Regions from separate parts of the Mus musculus genome. Here region 2 is linked to region 1. A link is a contact called in ENCODE Hi-C or POLR2A ChIA-PET data. All regions are on one chromosome and are shown on one strand. The core of a region is the stretch at or near the end of the contact, and the rest is flanking DNA. Distances in the headings are between cores, read along the strand shown.

Region 1 (7,044 bases), core at 2,635-5,134:
GAAAGAAAAGCCAAGGACGGAGGTTGTATGCTTGTAATCACAAAGTAGAGGACACAGGGGCAGGTGGATCCCTGGGTTCTCTGACCAGCCATCTAACCTACTGAGCAACTTTTAGCCACTAAAGATCCTGTCTAAAAAATGAAAAAATAGCCAGGCAGTGGTGGCACATGCCTTTAATCCCAGCACTTGGGAGGCAGAAGCAGGCAGATCTCTGTGTTCGGGGCCAGCCTGGTCTACAGAATGAGTTCTAGGACAGCCAGGGCTACACAGAGAAACCCTGTCTTGAAAAAACAAAAACAAAAACAAAAACAAAAACAAAAACAAAACAAAACAAAACAAAACAAAAAGGTGGACAGAACATTAAAAAATAAAAAAAGCCTGAAGAAAAATACCTAATGTTGCCCTCTGGTATTTACACTCATAGGAACATGAACATAAACAGAAACCAAAAAGAAACAATCCTCATAAAATGACATCAGCAAAGCATAAATGAAATAAACCAAGAGCAGCTTTACTATGAGGTGGGGGAGGGGAGGGGGAGAGAGAATGAGAATGAACTTGGAGCCATAGCAACAAAGACAGGAAACAAGCCTGCAGTGGTGGTACACACCTAAAATCAGCCTGGACAACTTAGCGAACTCCAGAATAGCCTGGCCTGCAGAAAGAGCCTCTTTACCCTCTCACCCTCAGATCTCACTCCAAACCAAAAAGAAACAAACCGATCCCCCAAATAAATGACAACAACAAGAAAACCGAGTTGGAATCAATGAGAAAATAGTCCCTCGAGAAGGTTCCAGGGAAGGAACCTCAGCCCCACTCCAAGCCAGTCACAATGGCTGAAGCTCTGCAGGGGACCAGGCAACCTGACCCAGGAGGAGAGGAGGAAGTCCAAGAAGAGATGGTGAGTATTTGGGGCAAAGGGGAAAAGTGGGGGCGACACTCAGTTTCGAGGTGCTCCTCTTCCCTTCTTCCTCTAAAGTTCCCAGTGGTCCTGGAGATACTAACAAATGAAATTCATAATGGTGGACCCAAAAGTTCCTGGAGCCTGTGACATGATATGGATACACACAGCATCTGAAGCTAACTCCCATTCCTCAAACAAACAGAGTATCCCTGGGTCCTCTTTTTTCCACCCAGGAACAACTAACTACCCAGAGAAACATGAGGCTCCAGGACTATTCACTACCTGCCTCCTGCTTTAGATCCTCAAGGCCCACACTGTATCATTTCATCCATCTTCAGGCCCTTTCTAGCTCCTATGAGTTCCTCTACTATCCTGAAGGGTCCAAGGTTTCAGCCTGCCACTCACCCTACCCCAGGGCTGTGGTTGCTCTCCTGTCCAAGCTCCTTTCTCCCTAACAGGCTGCCAGTCATCCCTATTTCAACCTACCTGACTTCACCCAGCCATCGCCGCCCTCCACTCCAGCCAGCCTCCCCTCCAAACATCACCATCGCTGTGGGCCCTCCAATGCCACCAAAGGCCTGTTTGTGGCCCTGCTGGGTGGAGGCCTGTCTGCTGGCTTCGTGGGCCCATTCTCCCGTATGGCTTACCAGACCTCCCAGTTGCCCTCGTTGGAGCTGCTCATCTTCCGATGCCTCTTCCACCTCCCCATTGCCTTGTTACTTAAGTTCCGTGGTGATCCACTGCTGGGACCTCCTGATGTTCGGGTTCGGGCCTTCCTCCATGCCATTCTTAATGTCCTCAGCATTGGTTGCGCCTACAGTGCTGTTCAGGTGGTGCCTGCCGGCAACGCAGTCACTGTCCGCAAAGGTTCTTCCACCGTGTGCTCTGCCCTCCTGGCACTCTGCCTCGAGAGCCAGGGTCTCAGTGGCTATGCCTGGTGTGGCCTGTTTGGCAGCACCCTTGGGCTAATCATCATCGTGGGACCTGGACTAGGGACACTGCAAGAAGGGACTACTGGCCTCTACACAGCCCTGGGCTATGTACTGGCTTTCCTGGGAGGACTGGCACTGTCACTGGGGCTGCAGATTTACCGCTCTCTACACTTCCCTTCCTGTCTACCAACTGTGGCCTTCCTTTTTGGCCTGGTGGGGCTAATGGTCTCTGTACCAGGCCTCTTTGTGCTGCAGACCCCTGTGCTACCCCAAGACACTCTAAGCTGGAGCTGTGTGGTGGCAGTGGGGCTCCTTGCATTGGTTTCCTTTGTATGTGTGAGCTATGCAGTCACCAAGGCCCACCCTGCCCTGGTATGTGCTGTCCTGCACTCTGAGGTCGTGGTAGCCCTCATGCTGCAGTATTACGTGCTCTATGAGACCGTGGCACCTTCTGACATCATGGGAGCAGGGGTTGTGTTGGGCAGCATTGCCATCATTACTGCCCAGAACCTCAGTTGTGATAAGGAAGGGCAAACGGAGGAATGAAATCAAACTTGAGGGGGGGAGGGGGGACAGGGGTAAATAGGAGAGATGGGAATAAAAACCATGGGAGAACAAATGCCTGGCAAAGAACTGGTGTGGAGGACCAGTGAGATAGCTCAGCAGATAGAGGCTAATGCTACCAAGCCTGATCTATATGGTAGATGGAGAGAACCGACTCCTACAGATTATTCTCTCTATACATTCGCTGTGGCGTGCTTACACACAAAATAAAAAATATATATTAAAGCAAAAAACTGGTGTGGAGAGAGATGCCCTAGGATTCAAGGGTGACTTGGGACTAAGTGGAGAGGAGAGACCGGGAGCATGTACAGGAACCAGGGTATGGAATTGGGGCTGGGAACAGGGAATAAGGGCATCACTCAGCAGCGAGGTCTCAGATCCAGAGGACTAAGGAAGCCTGGTAGTGGGTCAAGGGGATTAATCCCACAGGCAGGAAAGAGAAGAGCGCTGGAGATGAAGAACGAAGAATGCAGCTTGTCAGGCGAACAGCCAGCACTGGGGGAGGGGCGTGTTTCCTTTCCTTTGGAAGGTATTTTGCTTTCCTCAGTGGTGGTGCTCCCTGTCCGAGCGGTGATGTAACGCTGACATCAAGCATGAATGAATCACTGTGGTTGGCTGAGCAGTTGGCTTTGCTTTGAAAAGGAGTGGAAACATGCTCTTTTGGGAGATTCCCTTGAAACACTCAGCCGCCACCTTATTTCTGAAGTCGTCTGAAAGGTGTAGGGTTTCCTTGACCCCGAATTCCCCAAGACATCCCTATTCTGCCCCACCGCTAATCTGCTTTTCTCAGATTGTCACGGTCGCGTGATCTGCGGCTCCTGGGTAGCAGCCATTCTACTTTCAGAATAGGCCTCCGGGCTCGGGAAAAGCTTGGGCTGAACATCGAGCGCCAGGGCTCCGTAAAGCTATTAGAGCACAGGCGGTGCCCCAACGTCCTGGGGCCTCTCCACTAATAACGGCTACTTCCAATTGATTGGACGCGCCATCTTGCCTGCCTTATGCATATTCAGCGGTGAACTGAATATTCATGAACGAGGCCCGTCCCGTCCCTCCCTCCTTCCCCCCACCCCCGGAACCCGCTCCGGAGGACCCGAAGGGCCCCGCCTTCATTACCGATGCGTAGGACAAACCATTTTCCCGATGTGTGTGGGGGGATACTAATGAGAGACTTTAGCTGAAAATGAGCCTGAACTCCGAAGCTGAGTAAAAATGGCCTAACTTTATCCTCCGTTCTGTAAGTCCTCGGTTTGAGTGCACGGGAAACCCGAAAGGAGGACGACAGGACCAGGAACATTCTCCTCCTCCTGTCGCGTCAGAAAGAACACCCAACCAGGGAGCCGGAGCCCTAGCGTCAACAACTCCGCCGCGCGCGCTCCGTGTAGGCCGGTGCGGGCGGCCCCGTAGCGCAAGGGAGGGCGGGAAAGGAAGGGGCGGGACACAAGGGCGAATCTATAAAGGGCGTCACTCAGCCAGTTCTCTCCTCAGAAGCGCCGAGAGCGCGACCGGGACGGTTGGAGAAGAAGGTGGCTCCCGGAAGGGGGAGAGACAAACTGCCGTAACCTCTGCCGTTCAGGATCCCGGTTACTTATTTATTCGTTACCCCTTTTCTTCTTCCTCCCTCCCAAAACCTCCTCCTCTCCTCCCTTCTTTTGTTTCCTTTTTGGGAGCCGACGAATCTCCGGAAAGGGAGAAAAGGCTTTCTTTCAGCCCTTTTCGTTCCTCTGCCTTCCCCCCCCCTTCCCCCCTCCCCCACCTTTCCCTCCTCCAGCCTTTCCCTCCCTATCCCGGGAGGTCTTTCCTGGTGGCCGCCCGGACGGGTTCTGAGCACTTAGGCGGCGGTGGCGCAGGCTTTTTGTAGCGAGGTTTGCGCCTGCGCAGCGCGCCTGCCTCGCCATGCACGGGGGTGGCCCCCCCTCCGGGGACAGCGCATGCCCGCTGCGCACCATCAAGAGAGTGCAGTTCGGAGTCCTGAGTCCGGATGAATTGGTAAGATAGTCCGCCCGTCTCTCTGCTATGCCTTTGGCTGATGATCCTCTGGGAAGATGGGTCAGTGATGCTGATGTTGTGCGGGGGTCCAGCCTTCAAAAGTTAAATTATGCCAGGACTTAAACAAGCGAAATGCTATGCCTGAGATGAGTGCTTGACTGGACAGAGAAGAAAGATGTTTCCATACTTGAGCATTGCTGCGGTTCAACGAGACAGGGTTGAAAGTTGTACAGGAAGTGGATCCCCAGTTTTAGTTCTTTCACCAATATTGAGCATCCTGCTATGTGACAGTAATCAGACACTAGGAACACAGCTGCACAATAAATATAACAGAAACTCTACCTTCTAAAACACTATGGGAAAAACAGAGAAGAGAGCTTAAGAACAAAAAGAAATGAGCAAAAATAAGTACCTAGATTAAAGCAAAATGAGGAAATGCTGTAAGAAGTCACTGAAATTGAATGGTGTCAGGGTTTGGAAGACATACTTGCCAGGGATGGTGACATTCCCAAGTAATATCAGTCATCAGAGCTATTTTTTTAGGTGGAGGAAACAAGTGTCATGGGACTGAGAGGGAAATAAACTTGTATTCTAGAGACTGAAAAGCCAGTGTTGGGGCAGGCAGGGTTAGTGGGTGCGGAGAGTGCACTGAAGAAGCACGGGATATTGTAAATTACGCTCTAGAGAGTCCAAATTTCTGTTTTCAGTAGGAAACCACTGGGTAATTATAAAGGTGACAGTAGTAACTTATACACACACGCATGTACAGAAGCTCCGTAAAGAGCTGATGTGAAGTGGGTGAGGATAGACAAGGGATAGCTTTTGGAGACTTGGACTTCTTCCTCCTGAGAGGAATAGAGAGTGGAATTAAACAGCTGATTCTAGACTGAGGCAGTCCTGTTGGGGTAAGGGCTCAACTATAGCAGAACTCAAAAGAAAAAACAGAAAAACCTACATCAGGGCTGGTAAGATGGCTCAGCAGGTAAGAGAACTGACTGCTCTTCCGAAAGTCATGAGTTCAAATCCCAGCAACCATATGGTGGCTCACAACCATCTGTAATGAGATCTGATGCCCTTTTCTGGAGTGTCTGAAGTCAGCTACAGTGTACTTACATATAATAAATAAATCTTAAAAAAAAAAAAACAAAGCCCTACATCAGGTTTCTGGACATCCAAGACCTCACAGACCGACACAAAATAAATTCCAGATAATTAAAGTAATAAAACATTAAGAAAGAACAGGATTTTAGGGGAGCTGATACCAGAGGACAAACCTTACATTAATAAATAAAGGTAAATTTTCTGATGATCCTACAGTAAGCTAAGCATTGTACTAAAAGAGTAAGGCAGACATGGGCCACTTTTATCAGAGGCTCTAGAACAGAACTAAAATAAGTATATTGGGAAACAAATTTGTACTGTGATGGACAGGGTTTGATTTTTCAGGGTTTTGTTCTGTTTTGCTTTTGAAGCAGGGTCTCTGTATGTAGCACTGGCTATCCTGGAGCTCATAGCCCAGGCTGAATTTTGCTGGGACTGAAAGTCAGCCTTGTGCATGCTAGGCAAGTGCTCTTGACCACTTGGCTACATGTATTTGAAGCTCTTGGTATTTTGAAGCAGAATCTTGCTGTTCAGTTCAGGCTGCCCTGCAAATGGTGATTCTTCTGCCTTACCTTTCTGAGTGCTGAGAGCATAAGCCCATCTCACCTGGCGTGGTTAGACTTTTTTTTCCTTTAACAAATTAAAAATAAAAGGGGGTGGGGTGGGGCTGGAGAGATGGCTCAGTGGTTAAGAGCACTAACTGCTCTTCCAGAGGTCCTGAGTACACACACATGGTAGCTCACAACCATCTGTAATAGAAATTGATGCCCCTTTCTGGTGTGTCTGAAGACAACAGCAGTGTACTCATAAAATAAATCTTTTATTTTTTTAAAGGTTTCCTAATAACAAGTTAAAAAGAGTTTCTTAATCTGGTAGCAAAAATAATGAGAAGATGAGTGACCTCATGCATTATTGATAGAAGAATAAGTTGGTTAGCTTTTTGGAGATCATTCAGTCTTTAATATATGTATCTCTTGACCCAGCATCAAACCAAGAATTTATTTAATTTTTAAATTGAGACAGGGTTTCTTTGTATAGTTCTGGAACTTGCTCTGTAGACCAGGCTAGCCTCAACCTCACAGAGACCTGCATCCCAAGTGCTGCCACCACCACCTGGCCAGGCCAGCCTTTACCTTTACGATGGTACCTACCCACTGACCTCTGTTCTGAGTAGCCCTGCCTCAGTCTTCCAGTAGTTGTAGAGATGTTTTCATCATGGTCCTTCCCTTCATGGCATCCTCTCAGGAGGATCCAGACTCCTTGAAATTCTGCCCCTGCTTGCCTCTCCATCTTATTACCAGTCTCCTGGTAAATTAAAAAAATATTTTTAGATTAATTTATTTTATGAGTATTATTAATGTTTTGCCAGCATGCATGTATGTACACCACATGTGTCCCTGGTGCCTGAGAGTCAGAAGAGGGCATTGGGTCCCCTTAAACTGGAATTCTTGAAGGTAGTGAGCCACCATGTGGGTGATGGGAATAAAACCTAGGTCCTCTGCAAGAGCAACAAGTGCTTTTAACCACTCTGCCATTTCTCTAGCCCTTCTTGGTTTC
Region 2 (6,583 bases), core at 1,094-3,593, 51 kb after region 1:
TGCAGGGCTCTGGGTAGAGATGAAGGCCTTCAGGCCTGCCTGTGTGATGGCCAGCGATCAGCCTCAGGCACAGCTTTTGCCTAGGTCCCCCTTCTGCAGGGCTGGGCAGAACACTGAGTGGTGGGATCAGATTATGGGGCTGCTGATTGGATGACACACAGTTGTCACTGGAGATGCCTATTCCAGTCTTACACACCAGATCTGAAACTCCAAGCCTGGGAGCAGTGTTCCCAGAGGTCACCAAACACTCACCGCCTAGGCTACAGTAGTGAGTCCTAGATACCCTGGGCTACAGTGTGAAACTGTTTCAAAAACAAACCAAAACATAAATACATGCTGTGCTAAACAAACAAAACAGAAACAACTTTTTGGCCTAAGTACTTGGTCTAAAGTCAGCAGGAGTCACTACTCTGTGCTTCCACCTTTAAATACTGCTCCTTAAACTCTTCCTCAGAGGCTCTGGCAAGAGGGCATCTGTTGGTGCAGGAAGTCAGAGGTCTTGCCTCCTGGGACAGAGAAAACAGGAAAATATAAATGAGAGAGCGTCCAAAGCCAGAAACAGATGGCCTCAAGGTATCACTGGGCCAGGAAGCCAAAGGCAGCATGGGCATGGTGGGGTTCCCTTGGGCTCAAGGCAGGGGATAGAGACACACCTTTAAAGAGTGCTGTGTAGCTCAGTGGTAGAGAGCTCAACCAACATGGAGGAAGTCTTATGTTCAGTTTCCAGTATTTCAAGGGAAAGGGTGGAATTTAGTTAATTCCCTCCTTTGCAAACCAAACAACAGTTTTTCTCTTGATTTACAACAGGCCTGCAGGTGTAAGGGGGATGGTGGCGGTGGTCCCCTGCTGTTCCTTCCTGGAGATTCCCCTTCCAGTACCTAGCTGTGCCTACACACAGGAAACATTAACATTTTTCTTCTTTCACTTCACAATGTGTCTCAGAGTGAGCCCCTTCAATGGTTTCATATAACCCAAACAAACAAAAAGGCCGCATGTATAGTACCAGAAATTGGGGGGCTCAGGCAGGGGGTTTTGGGGAGCCTGAGGTCAGTCTCACCTGCTACATAGTGAAACCCTGTCCAAAGTAGATGGATGGGTGGGTGGCTTCGGCTTTTGCCTTTGATCCCAGCATTTGGGAAGAACAGGAGTTCACGTCATCATCTTCAGCTACATAACCAGTCTGAGGCCAGTCTGCATCAAAAACCAATGATCTCATGTTTCCACTGAGTTTTATTTGGTATTTTTGTACCACAAATGTAGGCATCCAGTGGCCATGGCCAAGCTGGGTTTACCTGAAAGGGGGGCTGGAAATGAAAAAGGGGGGGGGTTAGGGGGAGAAGAATGAAACCAAAACAAGGTACTGATCAAGGCTACAAGTTTAGTATTCAGCACTGCCTTTGTATAGGGCAAGCCCACACACCCCATCCTCCATTTCAGCTGGATTATGTTGCAAAGCAAGGTCTGTGGGCAGTCTATTCTTCTAAATTCCTGTGGGGAATTACACAGGCAACCCAGGCAGGTGACTCCACCTAAGGCACGTACAGCCAAGGCAGGTGACACCACTAAGGTAGATAAGGTCCATTGTGGCCAGCACTCGAGGTCTGTTCAGTCTGCTCAAGGCTGGGAAGGCCACACACAAATAATTCTTCACCTTAAAACAACAACAACAAAAACAAGCCAGGGGCAGTGGTGACACACGCCTTTAGTCCCAGCACTCAGGAGGCAGAGGCAGGCAGATTTCTGAGTTCGAGGCCAGCCTGGTCTACAGAGTGAGTTCCAAGACAGCCAGGGCTATACAGAGAAACCCTGTCTGGAAAAACCAAAATAATAATAATAGTGATGATGATGATGATGTTATGGTTGGGGTCACCACAGCATGAGGGTGTATTAAAGGGTCTCTACAATGACCCATACAGGAAGTCTTCCCAGCGCCAAAAGCCAGTGGAGGGCAGAATCCAGGTGCTATAGTCTGTATCTTAAATGCCTTCCAAACATCTGTCCCAGCGTGCGGTGCTACTAGGAGGTGGGTGGTGAGGCCTGTGGGAGAGAAGGCCTGTGGGAGAGAAGGCCTGTGGGAGAAAAATCCTGAAGGGATTGTGGGGATCCTGATTCCCATTTAAAAACAGGCGGGAGTTACCTCCTCCCATGATGCTCTGCTTTCCATGGCCTGAAGGAGCCCAGATACTAGGGATTAAAACCTCTGAATTCTAAAATAGAAACAAACTTTGCTTCCTTAAGACTGATTTACTGTAGGAAAGCTAATCAACAAAGCAGGCGCCTCGCCTCATTGCCTAGCCCACTGCTACACAAAGGGTTAACAGCTGGCTGGTCCACCACTCAGGATGTTCATGGGGTTTGTTGCAGTTATTTATTTATTTATTTATTTATCTAGGGACAGGGTTTCTTTGTGTAGCCCTGGCTATCCAGGAACTCACTCTGTGAACTGACCTCAAACTCACAGACATCTGCCTCCCTCTGCTGGGATTAAAGTCCTAACACTGCCAAGGAGCACTTTCAGGTAACTGTTCCTGAGTTTGCAGGGCAGTTGGCTCCTACTGCCTGCTCTCTTGCTTGGAGGGAGGACAGATGGTGTGACACATCAGAGCTAAAACAGAAGTGAGTCAAGTTGCAGCTCAGGGCCAAGCCCAAAGAAGGTGCCAAGGGCCAGGAGCCAAGCCAGACCAATCACATTAGCCTCGGAGCCAACACAGCAGGTTGCCAACATAGTCAGGTGCTGAGGCTGGCTAGGAAGGACGACCGACCGGCTCAGCCTTAACCTGAGGGCAGCTACAGACTGAATGGTGAAGAGGGAGGAAGACAGAGGGCTGACTGTGGGGAGCTATACCAACCTAAGACTTCCTCAGAGGGAACTTTAGTTCGGTGTCCTTGTCCAGGTGTGGACTTGGTAAGGCTCACACTGATTCTGGGGCCCATGTCTTAGATGGGTAGGGGGTTCTGTTTCTGGAAACCCAACTTTCCCCCCTGGACTGTGGTCTTCAGTCCTGAGGCAGCTGAATCCGGTGTCCTCTTTGCCAACATTATCAAACTTTGCTTTCTGCTGACCTTGGCCACTCTGCCTCCACCCTGAACATGCTTCCCCCTGCAAATACTTTGTACCATGCTGTGCTTCTTAGTAAACAAGCAAGAAAAGGGACAAAGAGAGAGAGAGAGAGAGAGAGTCAGCACATGTCAGCAGTAGAGCACTTGCCTATCATGAACCAGGTTTTTTGTTGTTGTCGTTGTTCTGTTTTTTGTTTTTTTGTTTTTTGTTTCTTTCGAGACAGGGTTTCTCTGTATAGCCCTGGCTGTCCTGGAACTCACTCTGTAGACCAGGCTGACCTCGAACTCAGAAATCCGCCTGCTTCTGCCTCCCTAGTGCTGGGATTAAAGGTGTGCACCACCATGCCCGGCTGTGGTGGGGTTTGGTTTCTGGAAATGGAAAAAACCTCAAAAAAAAAAAAAAAAAAGCCAGGTGTGGTGGCGCACGCCTTTAATCCCAGCACTAAGGAGGCAGAGGCAGGCGGATTTCTGAGTTCGAGGCCATCTACAGAGTGAGTTCCAGGACAGCCAGGGCTATACAGAGAAACTCTGTCTCGAAAAACCAAAAAAAAAAAAAAAAAGTCTTACTGTGTGCCATGTACAAGCTGGGCCAGGAGAGATATGGACCTTAAGATAAACAGTCTTGGAGCTGGAGAGATAGCTCAGCAGTTAAGAGGTCCTGAGTTCAATTCCCAGCAACCACATGGTGGCTCACAACCATTTGTAATAAGAGCTGATGCCCTCTTCTGGAATGTCTGAAGACAGCTACAGTGTACTCACATATAATAAATAAATAAATCTTTTTTTTTTCTTTTCTTTTCTTTTCTTTTTTTTTTTTTTTTTTTTTTTTTTCGAGACAGAGTTTCTCTGTATAGCCCTGGCTGTCCTGGAACTCACTTTGTAGACCAGGCTGGCCTCGAACTCAGAGATCCACCTGCCTCTGCCTCCCGAGTGCTGGGATTAAAGGCGTGGGCTGCCACGCCCAGCTAAATAAATCTTAAAAAAAAAAAGATTAACAGTATTAGCGTGCACATGGCTGTGTGAAGTGTGGGAGGCAGACCCCAGAGAGCAAGCTTGACCAGGGCAATGATAAACACACAGCTCTGGTGACAAGGACCCCTTGGGAAGCACTGTGAGGCAGCAGTTGGTGTGTCGGACCAGATCAGAAGTGCCATGACTTTTTATGATAACTCTCAATGGGTTTAAATCCCAAAACCTCACAGTGGCCAAGTGAGGATGCTAGATCTGCCCAACCTTCTCACATCTGTGTACATCACATCTATACGGTAGGTAGGGTGCAGTCATTTCTTGGAGAGGGGGGGACTGCCTGGGATCGAGGGCAGCTACCACTGCCCAGCTCCATGACAGACTGAATGTCACTGGATGTGGAAAACAGCCACTCAGACTTCTAGAATGTGGGGTACAGAAAGCATATAGCTTTTTTTACCATTGTACAGATGAGAACTCTAAGCTGCAGGCAACACCTGTTCACTATTTGCATCTCCCATCTCTGTCTGCACAGAGCCTAGACACAGGCACACAGCGAGGCACATTCAGTGCTTAGACCATAGTTCCTAGGCACCCTTCCCCCAGAAAGGGAGCAGAGTTCCTCAAGAGAAGGGTTCTGAGTGGGATAGAGAGGGAGAGGAAAGGAGGGAGGGAAGGGAAGGAGAAGGGGAAAGGAAGGGGTGGGGAGGGAAGGGAAGGGGAGGGAAGGGAAGGGGAGGGGAGGAGAGGGGTGGGGAGGGAAGGGAAGGGAAGAGAAGGGGAGGGGAGGGAAGGGAAGGGAAGGGGAGGGGAGGGGAGGGAAGGAATGCAGGTGAGCTGAGAGAAGCCGACTTTGTGGTGAATGCTCATAACCTCAGCATTTGGGAGGCTGAGACAGAACCGGATTAGCAGACAGGAAAGCTCTGTAGTAAACAAACTGAAACAAATCCAAGTATTAAAATGGATAATGATTTAATACATCTTGATACATTTTAAAATACACATGAATAATGAGTCTGTGGCTTACAACTTGTGGCAGCCTGTCAATAGTAAGTGGAGGCTAGTCAGGAACCAGCAACTGCTCAGGCCAGGTGGAAGCTGAAGGAAACTGAGGGGCGGGTGGTGTGGCCTCGGTGGGGGCTGAATGCGGTTCCTGCCCTTGGAACAGGACTGGCAGTCTATAGAATCCTGGGTTGTGGATGGCTACTGTGGGCGTTGGGCTTGTTTGTATAATAAATGTACATGGTTTGTATTCTTTCTCTAAGGAATGTCATGGGGTTAAAGTTAATGACTTCATGATAATATGATAATTAGAGACTGGAGACATCCGGGACAGGAAGGTGTGGCTAATGCTCAGCAAAATGCTACAGACTGGGACCTTCAGGACCACACTTTAAGGCCATGGAAAAGAACTCTCAAAACAGAAGTTCAGAATTTATGGGTTCTCAGTCATGCAAAATATAAAGATACAGTATAAAAGATGAATCTAAAGGAACAAAAGCAGCCTCACTGTGAGCCAACTTGTCAGAAGATACTAAGGAAGTTTGTTCCTTTGTTATTGCTACAAAGGCAGAGAGATTTTTGAGTTCAAGGTCGGCCTGGGACAGAGCAAGGTCAGGCCGGGTGTGGTAGAAATGGTAATTTCAGAACAGAGCCCCCCACCACCACCACCACCCCAGCTAGCTCAGCAATTGTGTGTAACAGACGAAAAACCAAAAAAAAAAAAAAAAAAAAAAAAGATATGCAGAGATGAAAACATTCAACATTCAGTGAATGTTTTTTTGTTTTTTTTTTTTTTTTTAAAGATTTTATTTATTGATTATATGTAAGTACACTGTAGCTGTCTTCAGACACTCCAGAAGAGGGAGTCAGATCTTGTTACGGATGGTTGTGAGCCACCATGTGGTTGCTGGGATTTGAACTCCTGACCTTTGGAAGAACAGTCGGGTGCTCTTACCCACTGAGCCATCTCACCAGCCCCAGTGAATGTTTTCAAATAGGAAAAAAAGAACCCCTTGGAGAACTCTGAATAGCAAGAGAAAGTTGTCTAGAGAGAGTTGTCTGGAGATGGCCAGAGATAACGAAACTTAGAGAGAGCACCTGGAAAGCTGTCTCCAGCCAAACATAGGCCACCATGATTTGACACCCCTTCCACAGAACCCCTCTCCAAGCTGAGGCTGGTCCCTGGCAGGAAACTGTTATAGAGCCTCTGAATGTCCTTCCACAAAATAATGATTCTTTTTTGTTTTGTTTTGTTTTTTGGAGACAGGGTTTCTCTGTGTAGCCCTGGCTGTCCTGGAACTCACTTTGTAGACCAGGCTGGCCTCGAACTCAGAAATCTGCCTGCCTCTGCCTCCCAAGTGCTGGGATTAAAGGCGTGCGCCACCACCGCCCAGCAAAATACTGATTCTTTATAAGACGGAAAGGTAACTTCAGGTCCCGGAGCCCAGCAGACACCACTGTAGCCAGTCCATTGGTTAACTTAGCAATACGGAATGAGTTGAGCCTCAGGTCTCCTGACAAACACACAGAGGAAACAGCAGTGGTCCACAGTATC

Evidence for each region. A loop is a pair of places that touch in the nucleus more often than their neighbours do. ChIA-PET counts read pairs that join two places held with the same protein, here RNA polymerase II (POLR2A).
Region 2: POLR2A ChIA-PET joins it to region 1 with 12 read pairs in embryonic stem cell. The contact joins the enhancer-like site here to the promoter of Polr2a in region 1. A Hi-C loop is called at or near these places in 1 of 37 maps with a recorded cell type or tissue (gastrocnemius). POLR2A ChIA-PET finds 5 or more read pairs at or near these places in 4 of 5 experiments (Patski and embryonic stem cell).

What each region holds. Positions count from the first base shown.
Region 1 is chr11:69,755,473-69,762,516 of GRCm38, reverse strand. It overlaps Polr2a (polymerase (RNA) II (DNA directed) polypeptide A), which reads left to right and starts at 3,884. Exons shown (of 29, transcript NM_001291068.1): 1 at 3,884-4,386. The coding sequence starts at 4,294. Slc35g3 (solute carrier family 35, member G3) reads left to right here and starts at 673. Exons shown (of 2, transcript NM_019871.2): 1 at 673-901; 2 at 1,363-2,633. The coding sequence starts at 833. The coding sequence ends at 2,382.
Region 2 is chr11:69,703,048-69,709,630 of GRCm38, reverse strand. No RefSeq gene overlaps it. Among named protein-coding and RNA genes, the nearest start is that of Tnfsfm13, 10 kb to the right of the region's middle. Within about 2 kb of position 2,343, at least 2 of the 3 ENCODE cell types and tissues checked have a DNase peak (open chromatin) inside an H3K27ac peak, as active enhancers do; they include gastrocnemius, where a contact is called at or near this core.